2 separate regions of the Homo sapiens genome follow, and region 1 is linked to region 2. The links are chromatin loops, found by intact Hi-C in ENCODE. Cell type or tissue: heart left ventricle. All regions are shown on one strand.

Region 1 (2,500 bases), 160 kb before region 2:
GAATCCATTGAGATGATCAATTTTTCTCCTTTAATCTGGGTAAGGTAATTCACCACATTATCAACTTTTTAATGTGTGCTAATCCTACTCTGTCATTAAGTATTAGGATTTGCATATATAGTTGAACTTGGTGTGCTAATACATAATTCAGGATAGGTAAGATTGGCCTTTCCTTTTCTGATACTGTCCTTTTATGGACATAACATCAAACTTATATACTAGCCTCATAAAATGAGTTGAGAAATGTCTCTTTTTCTATTCTATGGAAAAGTAAAGAACTATAATACCAGGTTTTCCCCCAACTGCCGCCTTTAATCTAGTATACTGGTAAAGATGGATGAGGTCTATGTAAAAAGATGCTTAGTTACTGGGGTACAATTCCTTTACTGGTGAAAGAATCAGGAGGGTTCTCTTATCTTACTGAGTAAGCTTTGGTAAGTTGTATTTTTTAGAAGAATTTAGCCATTTTTTCTAAGTTTTCAAGTTTGTATTGGAATAAAGTTATTACAATTTTTTTTTTTCCTTGAGATACGGAGTCTCGCTGTTGCCAGGCTGGAGTGCAGTGGTACGATGTTGGCTCACTGCGACCTCCACCTCCTGGGTTCAAGCAATTCTCCTGCCTCAGTCTCCCAAGTAGCTGGGATTACAGGTGTGTTCCACCACACCCAGCTAATTTCCTTTGTATTTTAGTAGAGACGGGGTTTCACTGTGTTGTTCAGGCTGGTCTCAAACTCCTGAGCTCAGGCAATCCACCTGCCTCGGACTCCCAAAGTGCTAAGATTACAGGCATGAGCCACCGCGCCTAGCCACAATTTTTTTTTTTCTAATTTCTCCAGCATTTGTGGTTATATCATCTTTCTCATCATTTGCATCACCTCAATCATTTGCATTTTAATTTTATTTTATTTTTAGAGACAGAGTCTCACTCTGTCACCCAGGCTGGAGCACAGTGGGGTTGATCATAGCTCTCTGTAACCTTGATCTCAAGCAAGCCTCTTGCCTCAGTAGCTAGGACTATAGGCATGTACCACCACACCCAGCTAATTTTTTAATTTTTTGTAGAATCAGGGTCTGCTATGTCATCCAGGCTGGTCTTGAACTCCTGGCCTCAGGCGATCCTCTGGCCTTGGCCTTCCAAAGTGTTAGGATTACAGGCGTGAGCCACTGCGCCCAGCCTCGCATTTTTAAAAGTAATGAAATATATCTTTCAATTATGTTAGGCTTTAGTTTGTAGTGTGAACAGAGTTAGTATTTATTACCTTTCTGTTCTGTTCTCTGGTCCTCCAGTTCTTTCTTAGGAGTTTTGGGTTTTATTAATTCTTTGTCCCAGGCAGCCAAAGCTTGTTTTTCCATTTGACGAATTTCTGCTTCTTCTGCATCTAAACGTCGCTTCCACTCTAGGAGCTCCTCTGCATGTTGTCGCCGTTGCATTAATTTTTGCTCCCGCTTTGTCAGAAACCTATGGTCACACCATGAAGAACAGTTTGAGAGAAAAAACCTATATGCAGAGATCACTTTGAGAGCTCTATCACTCACCACCTTATCAACAAGCTGTGCAAAAGCAGAACATTCATACTACTCTTCTCTCTGAAAAAAGCTTGAGATAATAGAAGCTTTCATGAGTCAACTTGTTCAGAAAATGAGGGAATTTATGTTTTACTCATAATGGTTTGTAAAGTTAGCAAAGGAAAGATAACAGTATATTCAGGAAAAAAACCTTCAGAATATCTAGACAACCATAATTGATAATGTTCATATTTAGATATTCATTTTTTGTAGGTTATTCTTTTCCATAACAGAAGATGTAAGGAATGTATTCTGAAGGCTCAGACCAGAAAACACACAAAACCCGAAACAACAAATACCAAAAACAACAATAAAAAACAAACCCCAAAGCCCCAAAACAAGCAAGCAAACAAAAAACATGTTCATGTCCCTTTTTTACTTTTATTTTAAATTTCTGCCTGGCTTTGTTTCAGGTCTAATGAGTTTTGTTTCTTCATTACCTAAGAGATACAATGTCAAGTGGTAAATCTTTTTTTTCATGGAGAGAACACTGAGTACCACAGTCCATGTCTTATGCATATAAACGTAACTATTTATTTACTTGAGTAAAGGGATGCATCAAATTCTCAATTTAACCTGATTTCTGAACTTAAATAGCCAATGATATCTTAGGCCCAGAGGGTTAGGAGAAATTACTGAGTTAGGAAAAATTACTTAGTTTAGAGGCTACTAATAAACCATCTTCAAATGTAGATGCCACAACTAAATAAAATGTGGGCTGCTCACATTACTAGTGTTACATCTATAGTGGTAGCTAACCAAGAAAAATGCGTACATGTATCGCACAAACACTTACTAAAAAGCACAAGAAGAGCTGTCACTCTACTTCTTGAGCCATCATCATGTCAAATTAATGTGGAAACAAAAGGTAAAATTTATGGGACATTTGATAAGAGGCCTCCAGGCTATTAAAAAAAAAGAGAGAGAGAGAGAA
Region 2 (2,500 bases):
ATTGTTATTTTTCACTGCCATGCATTCAAGATTTAACAAAGGGACATTCTTTTACTTAAGAATGTCCTTTATGAAGCAGTTAATTATTTATCTTATTAAATCTGAATCCTTGAGTACATATGTCAATATTCTTTCTGAACAAATGGAAGGTATGCACAAAGCACTTCTGCTGCATCATACAGTACCATGGTTGTCTCAAGGAAAAGAATTTTGTGCAAATGAATTACAAGGCGAATTAGCACATTTTTCATGGAATACTATTTTTTACTTGAAAGAACAAGTAACAAACTACAGTCAGACTTGTGTATTTGGCAGATATTTGCTTTCAAGTGAAAATTAGGATTTTAGAATCCTAAATCTGCCACCATGAGCTTGACAACTCCCAATATTGTACTTTAACACTTTCTTTTTTTTTTCTGAGATGGAGTCTCGCTCTGTGGCCCAGGATGACATGAAGTGGTGCGATCTTGGCTCACTGCAACCTCTGCCTCCCAGGTTCAAGTGATTCTCCTGCCTCAGCCTCCTAAGTAGCTGGGATTACAGGTGCGTGCCACCATTCCCAGCTAATGTTTTTGTATTTCTAGTAGAGACAGGGTTTTGCCATGTTGGCCAGGCTGGTCTTGAACTCCTGACCTCAGGTGATCCATCCGCCTGGGCCTCCCAAAATGTTGGGATTACAGGCATGGGCCACGAACCCCACCCTTTAACACTTTTTTAAAGTCTTGAGATTGGCAGTGATGTTAACAAATGTGATATTTTTTATTACATTCCTAATGTGTCAATGTTTGGAAAATCTGCATTCCTCAGTGAACCAATGTTTTCCAAATGACCAGTGCATGATACTCCATTCAAAGTATAAGAAAGACCAATGACTTTTAATGTAATAGAGTACTAAAAGCTCAGTAAGATGGTTTTAGATATCCTATTTCAAGTAACATTTAAGAAACTACCACTTGTTGAGTTTTGGAGAGTTCAAAAAAGAATAGCCACAATTATCTGAAGAGGCTATTAAAATTTTTCATATCTGTATAAAAGCTGGATTTTTTGTAGATACTTCAACAAAAATAATATATTGTAACAGACTGCATACAGAAGCATATATGATAATCCAAATCCATTTTTTAAAGCTAGGCATTAAAGAGATTAGAAAAAATGCAAAGCAATCTGATCTGTTACTCTTCTTGCTAAATTATTTTAAAATAAATTAATACATATTTTAAAAAATGTTTCAACTTTAATTTCCTGGTACATATGGATAGACATAACCCATATTTTCAACAAAAAGCTCTTTGAGGTTCTTAATAACTTTACTAGTGTAAAGCGGTACCAAGAACAAAAAATTTCAGAATCATCATTAATCTATTTTCTTTTTTTTTTTTTTTTGAGACAGAGTCTCGCTCTGTTGCCAGGCTGGAGTGCAGTGGCACAATCTCGGCTCACTGCAACCTCCGCTTCCTGGGTTCAAGTGATTCTCCTGCCTCAGCCTCCTGAGTAGGTGGGACAACAGGCGTGTGCCACCACGCCCAGCTAATTTTTGTATTTTTAGTAGAGATGGGGTTTCACCATGTTGGCCAGGATGGTTTCGATCTCTTGATCTCATGATCCGCCTGCCTTGGCCTCCCAAAGTGCTGAGATTACAGGCATGAGCCACCACGCTCAGCCCATTAAGTTATTTTCTTAGTACTCTTTCAGGACAATAAGACTTGGAGAACTAAAGAAACTTGCCACAAGGCTGTAAAGGAGGTAAGTGGTCCAATCTAGTTCAAATACAGGTTTGCAGACTCCGAAAGCCATTGTAATCCCATAAAGTCATGCTCTGGCTAACTTTCTTTCAATTCAGCATGGTTTTCTCAGTTAACAGTATTAGTAGCTTTACTTATTTTAGCTATTATTTTTGGTCTTATAGACAGTTAAGTGAAGAGCAATACCAGATGTTGTCTCATAAAGTTTGTCTATAAAGAATTTCACTGCTAGTAGAATATATACTTTTTCCTCTCAAGTGCTTAAAATGTGATTCTTCAAATAGCATCGAGTCATACTGCTGTCAAAAAACATTTTTAAACAATTATGGAATACCAATTTTACAGAAATATTTAATAAAAACTGAATACATAAACTTACGTCGGCTGGAGGTTGATGGTGACTGGTTTCCAAGCTCTGATTTCAGAATGCTGTCATCTAATGGTGAGAGTAATAAAATAAGACTATCAACTTATGCTTCATAATTTGAGTATTTATTTCTAGTAGACAAAGAAGATACAAATTCCACCAGGAAAAAAAGAAGACAGAGATCAGCCAGAAGCAGAAGAAAAAGTAGAATATCTGAGTGCCGATTAGACTGAGAGCTCCTTGAAACACATGACCTATTTCTTTCATAGCTTTTCACAGCATATGGTGGGGTCTAGTACAAAGCACACAATAATTAGTTTTGAGAGAAAGTTTGGAAGTATTTGACCCATTAAGTATCTAATGGGATTGGTGAAACTTCCGGGATAAAAAG

Evidence for each region. Hi-C counts contacts between places; a loop is a spot of excess contacts. Peaks named below come from ENCODE experiments on the same cell type or tissue, not always from the same donor. Only the 100,000 strongest peaks of a DNase experiment are listed, where the experiment ranks them.
Region 1: a loop joins it to region 2, with 2.1 times the contacts of the local background. A loop is called at or near these places in 6 of 110 quality-filtered maps.

Annotation. Positions count from the first base shown.
Region 1 is chr1:180,073,981-180,076,480 of GRCh38, reverse strand. It overlaps CEP350 (centrosomal protein 350), which reads right to left. Exons shown (of 38, transcript NM_014810.5): 28 at 1,260-1,459. Among named protein-coding and RNA genes, the nearest start is that of QSOX1, 80 kb to the left of the region's middle. RefSeq lists a silencer at 1,501-1,701. In heart left ventricle, no CTCF peak of the experiment used is centred here; no DNase peak of the experiment used is centred here.
Region 2 is chr1:179,913,676-179,916,175 of GRCh38, reverse strand. TOR1AIP1 (torsin 1A interacting protein 1) reads right to left here. Exons shown (of 10, transcript NM_015602.4): 9 at 2,122-2,178. Among named protein-coding and RNA genes, the nearest start is that of TOR1AIP1, 33 kb to the right of the region's middle. In heart left ventricle, no CTCF peak of the experiment used is centred here; no DNase peak of the experiment used is centred here.